Linked DNA regions of Homo sapiens: region 2 is linked to region 1. The links are chromatin loops, found by intact Hi-C in ENCODE. Cell type or tissue: psoas muscle. All regions are shown on one strand.

Evidence for each region. Hi-C counts contacts between places; a loop is a spot of excess contacts. Peaks named below come from ENCODE experiments on the same cell type or tissue, not always from the same donor. Only the 100,000 strongest peaks of a DNase experiment are listed, where the experiment ranks them.
Region 2: a loop joins it to region 1, with 4 times the contacts of the local background. A loop is called at or near these places in 40 of 110 quality-filtered maps.

What each region holds. Positions count from the first base shown.
Region 1 is chr4:123,393,445-123,401,444 of GRCh38, reverse strand. SPRY1 (sprouty RTK signaling antagonist 1) reads right to left here and starts at 4,650. Exons shown (of 3, transcript NM_001258038.2): 1 at 4,513-4,650; 2 at 3,589-3,834. RefSeq lists a silencer at 2,666-3,215. In psoas muscle, a CTCF peak has its summit at 3,134 (motif pointing left); DNase peaks (open chromatin) are centred at 2,354, 3,054, 3,874, 4,684 and 3 weaker places; H3K4me3 peaks cover 6,758 bases; H3K27ac peaks cover 7,293 bases.
Region 2 is chr4:123,124,120-123,132,119 of GRCh38, reverse strand. The region is part of intron 14 of AFG2A (AAA ATPase AFG2A); the gene reads right to left. Among named protein-coding and RNA genes, the nearest start is that of AFG2A, 210 kb to the right of the region's middle. In psoas muscle, a CTCF peak has its summit at 4,751 (motif pointing left); no DNase peak of the experiment used is centred here.

The DNA.
Region 1 (8,000 bases):
TAAACCGCCTAGTAATGACCTCCTTCATCAGTGGATTACAATGATGCTGGGGTCCTGGCCAGAGTCCAATTCTAGGAGAGGCTGGGGACCACATCATAGAGGAAGACTATAAACAAGAGACCCCATGCCATGAACATTATAAGTTTTTCCAACTTTTAAGAAGCAGAATCAGGAGAAAGTAATGCCTTCCTGTTTGTGAATCTAATAATTAAAATGGAGCATGCCTTCGCAGGGAATACTGAGTATAAGCAGGAGAATAACTCTCATCTAAAGAAAGCTCAGTTATCAGTTCATAGGTGGCTTCCATAAAGGAAAATGTCTACCTTTTAAGAAATTGAGAATGGCTTTGGTGCTACAGCCTTTTTGTTGTGTGCTGTTATATGCATTAGATTAATGATGAAAAAAATTAAGGCATTAAAAAATTGAGACTCTTAAAATGAAATCGCAAAATAATAGGTAATTTTCTATATAAATCAGAATTTTAAAACTACCTTATTATTCATCTATGAGATGCAAAAATAAATGTATCAGGTACACAACGATTCTTGGTGTTTTGGAGCTACAAACACACACACACACAAGACTCAATGTATAGTCCAGTGAATGATATATAACAGTACTCATATTTGAAATCCTGAGAGGATTTTTTTTAAGCTGAAGGGCTCACTCACAAAACAAAGTAAGTTTTATGCACAAATAAGTGTGAGGCCTTTAACGCAGTGTAGGGAAATCCTGGCAGTTTTAATTATCTGTATTTCCTCTGATTTAAAAATCTGTATTTACATGACAGACCTTGATTTTCAAACGCACTGCCAATTCTGATTCAACGTTCTTCTTGTAACAAAATCAGCACACTAATATCCAGATAAAAATAAGCAGTTGTGTTTCCATACTAATAGTAAGTTATTTCTAATTTATGTGTTCTTCACAAACTGCCAAAGATGAAAGTTTCTGCTTTCAGTGGTGAACTAGAGTATTTTTCACACAAATTCCTTCTAAAGTCTACAGAGTCGACCCAATTCAAGAATGAAAAGAAAAAGAAATGTCCATTCTCCACTACCAACCTGAGGCAAAAAACATGGTTTAAGGAACAACGCAGAAAGAAGTCCATTTCCTATATTTCCTAAACTAATGTCTCTAAACTATGTCTTACATGTTAACTTCTTGGAGCTCCCCCTCGTTTTCACAACTCAGCTCTCTCGAGTTTCTACTTTATTCTACCTTCTTTGCGCATGAGGAGTAACACATTCATAACCTGCGGGGATTTAGTCTCGGAGTCCTCAACATCTAATCCTGACTCCTGCACAATTATTCCTCTTCTTCAAGAACTTCTTAACTCAGTGCTTTCAAAGCAAAAGGTAGCTAAAAGTACTAAGCCAGATTCACAAAACCGCAGAGGATTTGAATAGTGTAACCCATAACACCAGGCACAACTTCAATTTGCATTTCCAATGATAGTTGTAACAAACTTCATACTGGCTGGGAAATAAAGTTGCCAGACAAAAAAATTAAAAGCAAAGAAAATTCGCCACCTCCGATCCGAAGAAAAGCCCATTTTCAAGCAGTGACAGTCTTGGACAAGCCCCAAACACGCTCACACGCGCTCGGCACACTGCCTTCCCCAAGAAAACGCGAATGGAAGTAGAATACCTTTTCGGACAATCCCATCACCATATTAAGGATCACCGTGGATTTCCAACACACTTTTTGGGTGGCCCACCAAGGTTTCTGAGAAATCATGAAGAGCCTTCAGCGTCCACGCGGGAGCCCAAAGCAAGCCCACGGTCTGGCTGACCCTAAGCAAGGATTTGTCTATGCTTTAAAGGAAAAGCTGGGTTCACCGAGGGCCGAGGAGAAAGAAGCCAGCGCAGGGGCGGCCACATTGCAAGTTACCACGGTGGAGCTGCGCCCTCTGCAATCCGCACTGAATAAATAGTTGACGGAAGAAGGAAAAGGAAAAAGTTATGAATGAAAACAAGTTCTTTCTCCCTCTCTCTGTGGTAGGAGGAGGGGAGGAGGCTGAGGTTACCATGAGCTCAGGAGGGCGGACTTCCCCACTTTTTTTTTTTGAGCCGGAGTCTCACTTTGTCTCCCAGGCTGGAGTGCAGTGGCGCGACCTTGGCTCACTGCAACCTCCGCCTCCCGGGTTCAAGCGGGTCTCCCGCCTCAGTCTCTCGAGTAGCTGTGACTACAGTCGCGCGTCACCACGGCCGGCTAATTTTTGCATTTTTAGTAAAGACGGGGTTTCATCAGTTGGTCGGGCTGGTCTCGAACTCCTGACCTCAGGTGATCAGCGCGCCTCGGCCCCCCCAAGTGCTGGGATTACAGGCGTGAGCCACCGCGCCCAGCCGACTTCCCCACTTTTAAAGTGGCAGTGCCCTCTCCCTTCCCCTGTCTTTGCACTGTGCTCCAAACCAGAAGAAAGTTGCGGCTGGCTTTGGGGCTGCCTAATTCTATCGAGGGGGTAATCGGCGAATTCCGGGGATGTGCCTACACACACACACGCACACACACAGCCTTTGTCGTCCCCCTGCTTGAGGCACACTCCTCCAAAGAGGGCCTCCGGGGACATCCCCAGAGCCGCCTGAAATCCCCCTTGGGCGTGAAGGGCTCTCCGAGAGGACAACCTGGGCCACCGCGCCGCCGCTCCGGGTAATCGGGGATGGAGGAGACCCTGTCCTGTTACGTTCCGCAGCCGCAGACCGTCGCCCACCCCGCCACCCAACCTTGAGCCCCCAGAAGCCGCGGCCCCCAGGGGGCAGGGAGCGGCGGGAGGGGCCGCGCCGAGCGAGGTCGTCCCTCCCCTCCCCTCCTCTCCCGGAGTCCTGGCTCGGGCAGCAGCGCCGCCGAGTCCGCACCTGCCGCGCCGAGCGAGCCCCGCCCGCGCGCCTACAGCCCAGCGGGCCGAGGGCGGCCGCCGCACACACTCACCTAGGCCGAAGCGGTGGCCGGGGGCCAAGCCGTGCGACCCGGCCCAGGTCCTGGTGCGGGCGGCGGCGTGCACGTGCCGCATCAACCGCGGCGGGGAGGGCGAGGCGGCATCGCCGGAGTTGGAGCGCCTCGGCTCGCGGCCTCCCCCGCCCCCGCCGCCACCGGCCAGGAGCGCTCCCCGCGGCCCCCTTCCGGCTGCGGAGGGCAGTTCTCCCGCGGCTCCGCGCGGCCGGGCCCGGACCTGTCACGGCTGGTGCTCGCCGGGCGGCTCAGTAACATCCACCTCGGGAGGTCTTCTGCAGCCCCTTTCCAAGAACCAGTTTTTACAAATCCTTTCAGGAAGGCTTCCCAAGTCTCAGAAAAACAAGTAGGGGAGTGGCGGAGTCGAGTGCGTGACGGGCCAGCTGACGGCACGGTGTGCTCAGAGAACTCGGGTTCTAGTCGCTCCTCGCAAGGAACGAAGGAAGGGATGGCGGCTTCCTGACGAGCGAAAAATCCACGTCACGGGCGTTCGAGACTCCGCAGCGCCCGGGTCGGGGCCCGAACCGCCGTCGGCGGGTGGGTCACGGAGCCGCGCAGTACCCCGGCGAAACCTCGGAGCACGCGCCTGCCAGGCAGAGGCTGCCGCGGCCGGGAGGGGGAGGGGGATTTTTTTACCCTTTTCTTTTTTTTTTTTTTTTTAGCGGGGAGGAGTGAAGAGAGTGAGGTTTGGGGATCCTTCTCGGAGAGAGAAAGGCGGGCGTCGTCCCTTGTGCCCCGCGCAGGCCGACGCGCTTAGCCGATTCCGCACGTTGGGCAAGTGGGGGCACAGCGTCCCCGGGCACTCCGGTCCCGGCAGGTCAGCCTCTCCCGGGCAGCGCTCACACCCAGTCCTCCGAGCCTGGGGTTCCACGGCCGAAATGCCTGCGACAGAGAATTAGAGATAGAAGCTCGTGAATGTCCCTTTCTTCGAAGGGCTGGGACCCCGGGCGGGCCGCTGGCCAGCTCGCCCGCAGCCCGTTGCCATGTGCTCCCTGTTGCTGCTCCCGGTGATTGACAGGCCGGCGCACAGTCGGCGTGTCAGCCGCGAACCAAAGTAACATGCAGTCCTGCACGTTTTTGCCGAGGTGCTTTTGCCCCCTGGAATGCCTAGGAGTTCAAACAACGTTCAAGCAACGCCTCTGCGCGTTAGGAATCAATACACAGAGACGGGAAATTCAGGTTTTAAACCAATGCTTCACTCGGGATTCGGTCGCCAACAATGCCTAAACAAACACGCATTTGGTCCACACACCGAGTGCTAGCCCCTCTTCGCATAAAGGCATTAACGGCTCTGTGTTTCACAAATTCGATCGTTTCAGACTTTAAACGTCTACTGTTCGGTTAAGGAAAGGTGAAAGGGACCCTGCTTTTTCTTTTAGCGGTAGCATTTACTTTAAGAGCATTAGTTTTAGCAGTGGGAATGCTACCGGTGTTTTGAAATGCAACCAGTAACCTTAGCTGGAAAGCAAGTTCAAATAAATAAATGTTCAGTTCCTTGCAAAAGTCAACATTTCTCACCTTATCTTTCCTAAAATGTCTACGGAAGGAAACGGTACTTACCTAATGCAAAGATTGCAAATTGCTTTTCAGGCACATTTAACAGCGACTGTAGCTGTTCCTTATCCAGGGCAGGGAACTGTGCTGATAATCACTCTGCAAAGCACGCAGTGGTTTGCAGAGCGGTCTCACTCCGGCTACGCAGAATTTCAGCTCCTTGCCTCCACCTCCACCTCCACTCCAGGACACGCCTCCGGTGATATCATGTGTCAATCACTCGGGCTGCCCGAAAACCTGGAACAGGATTTCCTTAACTATCGTTTCCTCTTTCGTTTATGTGTACCAACTTGGAAATGTTGCCCTACAGACTCGTGTAATAAACATCCTCTTAAAACTTCGGGAGTGCCTCTAAAAATTCTGCAAATGCAGTTTGTCATAGAGGAATACATTCGGATTTAGTTAGCAATCTTCAGTTGTCGATCTCAATTAAAAGGATTGGTGGACTCTACTCTTAAGTTGAATTAGAAAAGAATTGTGAAGAATAAAAGAAAATGAAAAAAGTTGTATGCCAAGCCATCACTTCTGACCAACTAGAGGGAAAACGTATATTGACACAAAAAGATGATTATATAACATTACAGTTCCTATTTACAACAAAGTTCAGAATATGTGAAACCTAAAGTTCAAAAGGTGGCACTCCTTACTGCAAATGTAATATAAGCATATGTAATAAAGGTGAAATTTTCTGCTGTGGGTTTTTTAAATAATTGCTTTACCTTGGCTTGTTATATGATTTCCCAAAAATCAAGCACATGGAGAAAAAACCAAATTCTTTCAATTTTGTAATATAGTTGTATAATTTTGCAAAAAATACAAACCCGTATATTTTTTAATTAGCTAAAAGTCAATTAATTAGAATAGAAAAAATTTATCAAGAAGTTTTATAATTCTTAGTAATAGCTGATATGACTGGAAAAAAAACACTTTAAGTAGGAAACTTGATTTCTACTTTCTTACAAACTATGGGATTTTAGGCATTTATTATCAAAGTTGTGCCTTTTCATGCTGCAGTGAGGATAACTTTTTGTGGAATTGAAGGTTCCGTAGAAACTTTTAAAAGCCACCTAAAGACCAAAAACTTAGTGGAAAGGAAATATTTTTCCAGGTACTATATATCAGGAGTAGCTTAAAGTCTGGCAAAACAAAGCAAACAATAACAAAACTCTAGAATCTAAATCATATAAACATATAAGTATGGAAATTTTTAGTTCAAAGTACATTTTTAGTCTCATTTACAATAGCAAGTGGTTCTGTTGAAACTATAAATATATACATACATAACACACACGCACACACACAGGACTTTCAAATGTCTGAGCACTTTCAAAAATTAAAGTTGTGTTTGGAATTGCCTCTGAAGAACACAGAGCATTGTTAAGAACATGAATAACAATAAAAAAGCATCATTAGAAAATAGCATAGAATAAGAATCAAGCCAAAAAGCTACATATTCACTCTTAATATTATGAATTGTATTAAAATAGGCTATTTAAAAGAATAAAATTGATTTCATTGTATTTTTTTCATAGATCTCATTAGATTTGGGGATGTAATGAAATTTTACTAGTGATGGATAGGTTTCTTGTGAATGTATTTGGAATAGACAAATCAAAAATAGACTATCCTATCAGAGTATCTTATTTGGTTCTTCAAAACTATTACCACAGTTGTGAGCTGAGAGGTCAGTTCACCAATATGATAAAACCTGGAGAGGGAGCACTGAACATTCTACCTTCATAAATCCTACAAAATATATTTGAAAGATTTCTATTGCAAATACACTCTATTTCAACCAGAAATGTATTAAAATAATTTTCATTAGATCAAGTATTTTTAAATTATAATAATCAAATCCATGAGATTTTTATCTAAAACACCATCACCATGGGTCATGTTGTATTAAGAAATTAAATATGCTGTACAGAGTTGATCAATAACCCTCCATGTCATTTAGCACTAAAATGCATTAATATGTTTTTCTCTAAATATTACATTACAAATAAATGTACGTATAGCTCTGTCACCTTGGTTCTAAAAGACATTGAATGAAACTTGCCTCTCCTGATTCCCCGCAACTATAAGACTTTGTAGAAATTCTAAATTTTTAGCTTAAAGTATACATTGTTTTTCACTTGGTAAGTTTAATTACATTGTAACTTGACTAAAAATGGATAACGGAAGTATGAAATTTTTCCAAAAATGAAAAACAATGCAAATATCAATGGGAAAAATCTTATAATAATTTTTAGTTTATTAAGATATGTCTAAATAAAGTGGAATGGAAAGTGAGCCCTGACTTGTCCTTAATTTTCATGTGAAAACAAGATTAGCCATCGCTTGTGTTAATTTGAGTTTTGAAAAAGAATAAAGTGAAATGAAAAAAATTCAGTAACTCCTCACAACTTCTAGTGATTAAAAAAAAAAATGGCCAGGCATGGTGGCTCACGCCTGTAATCCCAGCACTTTGGGAAGCTGAGGTGGGCTGATCACCAGAGGTCAGGAGACCAGCCTGGCCAACATGGCGAAACCTGGTCTCTACTAAAAATACAAAAAATTAGCTGGACATGGTGGTCTGTGCCTCTAATCCCAGCTACTCAGAAGGCTAAGGCAGGAGAATCGCTTGAACCCGGGAGGCAGAGGTTGCAGTGAGCCGAGATCGCGCCACTGCACTCCAGCCTGGGCGACATAGCTGGACTCCGCCTCAAAAAGAAAAAAAAAATTAATACAGTTATAGGAAGCTTAACTTATTCATGTATCTACTTTATTTGCCAAAATAAAAATAACAATCATGTGTTCCAAGCTTTTGAAAAATAATACGTTATTAATTCTCCTAATGTTTCTGTGAAGTCATGATAAATAAATGTATCACAGTCTTTTTATCTTGTTGAGAAACAAACACACAAACTAAATAATCACAGACATTGATGAGTTAGCTTATAAGCATGTCATAAATCAATGAAGACCGGTAATGGAAACTAAGTTCTCTTTACTTTCCTTTTAGGGCAATAGTCACTATATTACTATACTTCCCAAGAAAAGCTGGCAAGGATAGGCCATTTTATTTTCAGTTTCCTTTTGTAAACAATCTTTGTAGTTGACAGAAATAGACCAACCTATTCTGTAAATTTTCCATAAACATTCTCTTCATTTTCATAAGCGTAATTCTCATCCTTCTGCCTTATTTGAAATACGAATGTTCCGTATTGGTTTCAAATTCTGGAAGTGGGCAAATCAAGCAATACGTTGAGTAAATTACACTGAATGATTTGTAGTTTGTGTCAGCTCTATAATTCAACTAATCATTTGTGTACTTTGTCACAGGCGATTCTATTTTTCTGCAAGTTGTCAGAAAAGAAAGAAATATACCTGGACGTGTCCTAAATTGGTGCGCTTTATTTCTTAAGTGCCATATTCCTTTGGAGAGAATAAAAGTGACAAGAGTTCAGATAAACTGCATCCCTACTATATATTAAAGATTTTACTAATTAAAC
Region 2 (8,000 bases), 270 kb after region 1:
TACTTCAATAAATCTGGGGGGGAAAAGGCCAAGAAGCACATGAAAATATAGTGAAAATCACTAATCATTAGGGAAGTACAGATCACAATCACAATGCATGTCGCCTCATACCCATTAGGATACATACTATCAAAAAAGAAAAAAGAAAAGAATCAGAAATTTAAAACCTTGTTCCCACTATTGGAATGAATATAAAATGGTGCAGCTGCTGTGGAAAATAGTATGGCAGTTATTCAAAACATTAAAAATAGAAATACTATATGATCTAGCAATTTCACTTCTGAGTACATATCAAAAAATTGAAAGCAGATCTCAAATAGATATTCACACACCATGTTTGTAATACCACTATTCATAATAGCCAAGAGGTGGATACAACCTAACTGTCCATCTACAGATGAATGGATAACAAGATGTGGTATATACATATAATAAAATATTCAGCCTCAAAAAAGAAATTCTGATACATTATATAACATAAAATAATCTTGAGGACGTTATGCTAAATTAAAATAAGCCAGTTACAAAAGACACATACTGCACAATTCCACTTATATGAGGTATCCAGAGCAGTCAAATTCATAGAAACAAAGTAGAAAGGGACTGGGGGGAGGAGGTAATGCAGAGTTGTTTAATGGGTACAGATTTTCTGTTTTCCATGATGAAAAAGTTTTGGAGGCTGTGCAACAATGTGAATATACTTAATACTACTAAACTGTAAACTTAGAAACTGCTAAGATAGAAAAGAAAAATAAACAGTTAAGATGGTATCTTTTATGTTATGTGCTTTTTTACCGCAATAAAAAAATAATTTTAAAAATCCCCATAGGAGACATTATACATAAGTAAAGAGTTGATTTTAAAAAAGGAAATTGTACTTCTTCAAAACTAAAATTTTTTGCTCTGTGAACTACAGTGTTAATAAAAAGAAAAGACAAGCTACAGATTAAGAGAAGGTTTGTAATATGCTCGATAAAGGATTTTGATCCAGAATACGTAAAGAAAACAACCCATTGAAAGGGTAAAAATTGATCCAAAGAAAACATTTCACCAAAACAAAATGTTCAAATTACAAATAAGCAAATGAAGAGATGCCTGATATTGCTGGTAATAAGAGCAATGCAGATTAAAACCACAATAAGATAATACTATATAACTAACAGAATGATTAAAACTAAAGAAAAAAAAAACACTGACAATAACAAGCACTAGCAAGTATGCAGGGCACCTGGAATGCTCATATATTGTTGGTGGGAATATAGTTCAGGCAATCTGGAAAGTAATAGGGCAGTTTATATAAAATTAAGCATACAGTTAATTACCCTATGATTCAGTAAATCCACTCCTAGAATCATATTAGATATAAGAAGTTTTGTTCACATAAAAACCAGTCTGTGAATGTGTACTGCAACATTCTTCATAGCAAAAGCTGCAAACAATCTAAAATGTCCTTTATTGTTTATTATGTATAAACAAACTGTAGTGCATCTATATAGCGGAATAATACCCAATAATAAAAAAGGAACAAACTACTGATACAGTAACACAGACGAATCTCGAAAACATGTGAAATAAAAGAGGTTATACTCAAAGATGACATGTGCATGATTACATTTATATGACATTTGGGAAATGGGCAAAACTACAGGACAGATCAGTAGTTGCCAGGGGTCAGTGGTGGAAAGAAGACATCCCACCAGTGGTGGCTGCAAGAATAAATTTTTGGAGTAAATAAATTGTTTTGCATTGTGATTGTGTTGGTGGTTACCCAATTCTATGCATTTATCAAAACTGACAGAACTGAACCTGGCATCGTGTCTCACGCCTGTCATCTCAGTACTTTGGGAAGCTGAGGTGAAAGGACTGCTTGAGGCCAGGAGTTTGAAACCAGCCTCAGCAACATAGAGAGACCTCATATCTACATAAATTAAAAAATATATATATATTAGCTGGGAACTGTGGCCTGCACCTATAGTCCCTGCTACTTGGGAGACTGAGGTGGGGGATGGTTTGAGCCCAGGAGTTTGAGGTTGCAATGAGCTATGATTGCACCACTGCTCTTCAGTCTGGGCAACAGAGTAAGACCCTACCTCAAAAACAAAACAACAACAAAAAACCTCACATAACAGTTACCAGCTATGTTGGTCAAGTTTCTTAACCATCTGTGTTTCAGTTTCTCACGTGTATGATCAAGGATGGTAATAGAATTTACTTCATAAAATTAAGATTATATAATTATATATATAATTTAGAACAAAATTTAAAAACATGTTGAACTGCAAGTGCCTTTGAGACATGTAAGTAGATGGTTGAATCGGTCAGAGCAAAGATCTGAGCTGAATTAGGCACTGAATCACAGCTGACAACTGAAGCCATGGATGTGGATGAGAGAAGATGGGTCCCGTGCCCAGCCTTGACAAACTGCAACATTCTGTGGCTAGGCAGACCAGAATAAATATGTAAAGGAGTCAAGGAGGACAAAGAAATAGAAGAAAAATTAGGTATTACTGTGTCACGTAAAACAAAGAGGAATGTTTCAAAGAGGAAGGAGTGGACAATGACAGCTGATGGTGCTAACAGGTAATCGCAGAGACTGTTAGTTTTTCTCTTTAGTAATGAAACCCCTGAGTTAAAGCCAAATTTAAATCCCAGCCCCTCAAAATAGAGAATATATTTATTTTACAGCCTCTCTTGCAGCTGAATATTACCTTGTAGCTAAGATTAGCCAATGGGATGTAAATGATAGCTGCAATTTATGGGTTATGCTCTTAAACGGCAGGGATGAGCTATTACCTTATCTCCTAATTCTTGTTGACCTGAATGAGAACCCAACTAATGTGACAGTGAGATACTTTTTACCATGTGGCCTAAGGGATGGCACAGAAGTAATCTGAATTTCTGATACCATGAAACTACCATATTAGTTAATACTTGTTTGAATTACTTAGCTCTTTTGTCTTAAAGTATTGCCTTTAAGATTTTTAATTGAAAATGCAGTAGCCTCCATATTTCAGAATTCATCAGAGCAGATTTATGAAAACAGGTCTATATGAAGGATAATGTCCCACATATTTTTAAGCAAATACTTTAACAAAGGATACAACATATGACATGCATTAACAATGCAAGAACTTCAAGATGAAAAAAAGCATATAATACTTTTCTAAAGTTTGAAAATTATTAACAAGCATTTTAAACCTTGTATTTGGAGACTCTTACAGATAATTCTCCATTTTGCTGGGTTTTAGAGTGAGAGCTGAAGTACAAAATCACTGTAAGTAATAATGATGGGAGTACTAAAGAAGAAGAAGAAAAAGAACCACTGACCCAGAAATCACACACAGGTCTAGTCTGTGATGTCTGTTTTGTCAATTATTTAAGGGTTTAACCATAATCATTTTTTTTTCAGTCACTGAACAGAAACATCAGTATAATTTTAAGTGAACTCTCAGCTATAATAATTAAGTATATAAAAATCCATTCACTAGAATATTCAATGTTAACACTACACAACAGCTTTTCATATGTCTTAATGACTCACATTAAATAATAAAATTTAAAAACTCCAACTCTAACTTTAAAAAAAATTTGTGTTCTAACAACAATCTCCCCAAATTACTTCTTGGGTAGATGTTTCGGATGGTTGTTGGAGATGCTGCATTTTTTTAAGCCTGTAGAGAATTACCAAAAGCCTGACTCAAGTATCAGAAAAAGTTTAAACTAAGAAAACAAAAAGCAACAATTATTAAATCTGTTTTTATGTTTACCCTGAGATACTTCTACCAATAATTTCCCACAAACTACCAGGGAGATACTTCTTTCTCAGACACAATGGTTTTTTTCCCAACTAAATGCATTTCTGAACTTAAACGCATGAAAAGTTAATAAACGGAAGGAAAAGCAAATTCAGAGCTGTCATTTTAAAATTATATTCTTAAAGGGTTTAAGGGTATCATTTGTGGAACACAAAGAGATTTCCTTCTCAACAACATTCCAGGACATCACTCTTTCCTGCCTACCAGCAGACAAGATTATACTTGTCTGGTATGTCAGTAAAGTATTTACACAAAGACAGTTTTTCAGAATCTTCTCATTGTGAACACAAAACAGGAAATACAGTAATACCATCAGTATATGTTAAACACTGTTTAGTATAAACTGTATTTTTTCCTTAATGAGTACTAGCTTAACCTCCAGGAGGAAGAGGTGAAAATAAGCACATCTAAAAACACATTATCACTAGTTGTTTGCAGCCAGCCAAAGAAAAGGTTAAGGAAGAAAAACTCAATAAAACTTTCCAAACTACATTTTAGTTAGTGTTATACTATAGCCTCTAATAAAAACTCATTTTTCTCAAGTTCATAGGGGAAAATAAAGGTATTCCATAAAAGTTAATATTTTTGAATAAAAAATAGCCTAATTAATAACAGGCAATTTAACAGAAATACTGCTTCTGAGGCAGAAAAAACAAATTTCTATGTAAAGTGGCCATCCATCAAAAACACCAAATAATAAAGCATTTCATGATCTAAAAAAATTAATTCCTTTTATTTAAATTTATTAAAAAAAACTGTTTACCTTCCGTGGCTAAACAGTAATACAATTCTATCAGCTTACCAACTGAAGAGCTTTGAAATGTATTTACAAACTGATTATATAAAGTACAGCTTGTGTCCTAAGCAGAAAAACACAGAGAAAATTTTAATTTCCCATAAGATAGTTGAATGAACTATGGTTTGACTGCCCTCTGCTGATGTGAAATTTTTACAACTATAAAAACTGATATGATAAAACTGTGATATTATGATTTTAAAATAACTGTTTCTACTCAGATCCTGGTTTCATTATTGACTTCCTGTGAAAACTAAAGAGATTTAAATATTTAGCTTCTGTGTCTTATGTTTATTTATTTTTAGAGACAAGAGTCTCACCCTGTCACCCAGGCTACAGAGCAGTGGCAAGATCACGGATCACCATAGGCCTCAACCTCTAGGATCTAGCTAGCAATCCTCCTGCCTCAACCTCCTGAGTAGCCAGGGCTACAGCTGATTTTTCAATTTTTGTAGAGACAAGGTCTCCCAAAGTTTCCCAGGCTGGTTTCAAACTCCTAGCCTTAAGTGATCCTCCTGCCCCAGGCTCCCAAAATGTTGGGATTACAGGTGTGGGCCACTGCACTTGGCCATGTAGTCTTATTTTTAATTAACGGGCAAAATTCATGAAACAACTATTATCTGACGGCTATCAAAAATATGATTTGATCTCTGTATTAGTTCCTTCTCATGCTGCTAATAAAGACATACCCAAGGCTACTGGGTAGTTTATAAAGGAAAAAAGTTTAATTGACTCATAGTTTGGCATGGCTGGGGAGGCCTCAGGAAACTTACAATCATTGTGGAAAAGTAAGCAAACACATCCTTCTTCACATGGTGGCAGGAAGGAGAAGAATGAGAGCAAAAGGGGAAAAGCCCCTTATAAAACCTTCATATCTCATGAGAACTCACTGACTATCATGAGAACAGCACGGAGGTAAGCACCCCCATGATTCAATTACCTCCCACCAGGTCTCTCCCATGACATGTGGGGATTATGGGAACTATAATTTGAGATGAGATTTTGGTGGGGACACAGCCAAACTGTATCAATCTCTCTGACCTCAAGATACTTACATGTTATTAGAAAGACAGGAAAAACCTGGAACACATGAACTATTAGAGAACATCAAGAACTAAGCTAGGTGGTACAGAAGACAAGTAAGCTAGAGAAAAAAGATTTGTAGAGCCAATTTAGTAAAAACTAAACAAAACCTCAAAAATAAAAAATTCATGGAAAAGGCTGTTAAGACAGGCAGTCAAGGAAAAGTAATGAGCATGGTTTTAGATGAAAGAGGAGGAGACAAAATAAGCAAAAGCCTGGAGAAAATAATGAATGTATAATAGTACGTGCATATCACATGACTACCAGAAGACATAATTGCCAAGATAAAAGGTAAATGTTCAGTGAAAACAGAAAATACTATAATGGTAAGATGCTGCATGGGGTATGGGCAACTTTTGCAAAGTGAAAAAGCCAGAATGAAGAGCTGGACTTGATGAGGCAAACAAGGAGTCCCTGTATGTTCCTTAACAGTATATCACTCCTTTAGGAAGAATACTATAAAACAGAATGAATATGAAATGGTGGAGAAAGAGACTGAAGGCAGAGAAACGAGTCAAGAGGCAATGGCAGTAATAAAGGAAATAACTCAACCAGAAGAGTAATGGTAATAGAGCAGAAAAAAGAAATTGAGATAAAATAATTGAGATTTCAAATTTTGAATTATAAAACAAAACCGGAGGCTGGACTGGATTCAGATTTTTGTTTAAATATTTGCCATATTAAGGTGATTATTAAATTCCACTGAAATAAAAGAGTACTAGACTCAGAGTCAGCAGAAGGGAAAAGTGTCATGTCATCAAAGCTAATAGGGTACAGGGTTTCAAGATACAGGTACTCAGCAGGATAAAATTTATGGAATTGAACACAGTAAGAAAGGAAACCATTAAATTTTGTTCAGTAGTCACTGGTGACTTTCACAAGTTCACTTTTAATATATTTGGTCTGTGAGGAGAAACTAGGGAGCTAAAATTTTTAAAATTGAGATGAGCTACAGAAACTAGATGGAACAATTAACTTTAGGCAAAAAATGTCCTTCTCTGACAGTGTAGGAAAGGAGCAGCAGATAATAATAGAGCCAAGTTATGTCTTGTTAATGATGGGGATACATAAGGAAGTTCATGGCAAATGGTCTTAATTATCTCTGTAAATCAGTTTCCAAGCTCATCTGGAAGCCCTGAAAGAAGAATGATAAATTAATATTTGAGAACAATTTGATACTGTCTTTCTAGCTAGAAGTCAAATTTCTACTGGAGATGTCCAGTCTCAAGAGATGGCTCCATCTAGACACGACTTCTCATTTTTCTGTACGTGTCTAGAAAAATCTATGTACATTTCATAAAAAATTTCAAAGCTGACCCATTGTTTCCTATACATACAAGTATAGACTTTCCATACTTTGTTTATGTGAACACATCTGGAATAAAGCATCCAACTCAAGAGCAGGCCATTTTCATATACCCAAGGTAAAGGTGTTCGTAAGAACTCATGGAAAAGTAATATGTTTCCTGGTGATTGTTTTAGAATCGCCAAACAAAACCAGAGAAATAATAATTTCTTAATTTTATGTTACATTTTCTTTGTAAAATAATTTCTGTCAAAAGAAGTATAATACTCGAAGTTAGATTTCAATTCATTCATTCACTTACAGAGCAAATCATTTGGAATGCCTCTGACCCAAGTTAACTATTTTGTGACACTGTAATTTCAGTTTTAAAAAACTTCATAATAAAGAAATTTCCTCTTAAAGTTCATATTCACCAAATAATGAAATACATGTCAGGTATGCAGTGGTCCAATAAGAACATGGTTTTTTTTGTTGTTGTTTTTTTAATACTTTAAGTTCCAGGGTACATGTGCACAACGTGCAGGTTTGTTACACATGTATACATGTGCCATGTTGGTGTGCTATACCCATTAACTCGTCATTTACATTACGTATATCTCCTAATGCTATCCCTCCCCTCTCCCCACACCCCACAACAGGCCCTGGTATGTGATGTTCCCCTTCCTGTGTTCAAGTGTTCTCATTGTTCAATTCCCACCTATGAGTTAGAACATGAGGTGTTTGGTTTTTTGTCCTTGCAATAGCTTGCTGAGAATGTTGGTTTCCAGTTTTATCCATGTCCCTACAAAGGACATGAACTCATCATTTTTTATGGCTGCATAGTATTCCATGGTGTATATGTGCCACATTTTCTTAATCCAGTCTATCACTGATGGACATTTGGGTTGGTTCCAAGTCTTTGCTATTGTGAACAGTGCTGCAATAAACATACGTGTGCATGTGTCTTTATAGCAGCATGATTTATAATCGTTTGGGTATATACCCAGTAATGGAATGGCTG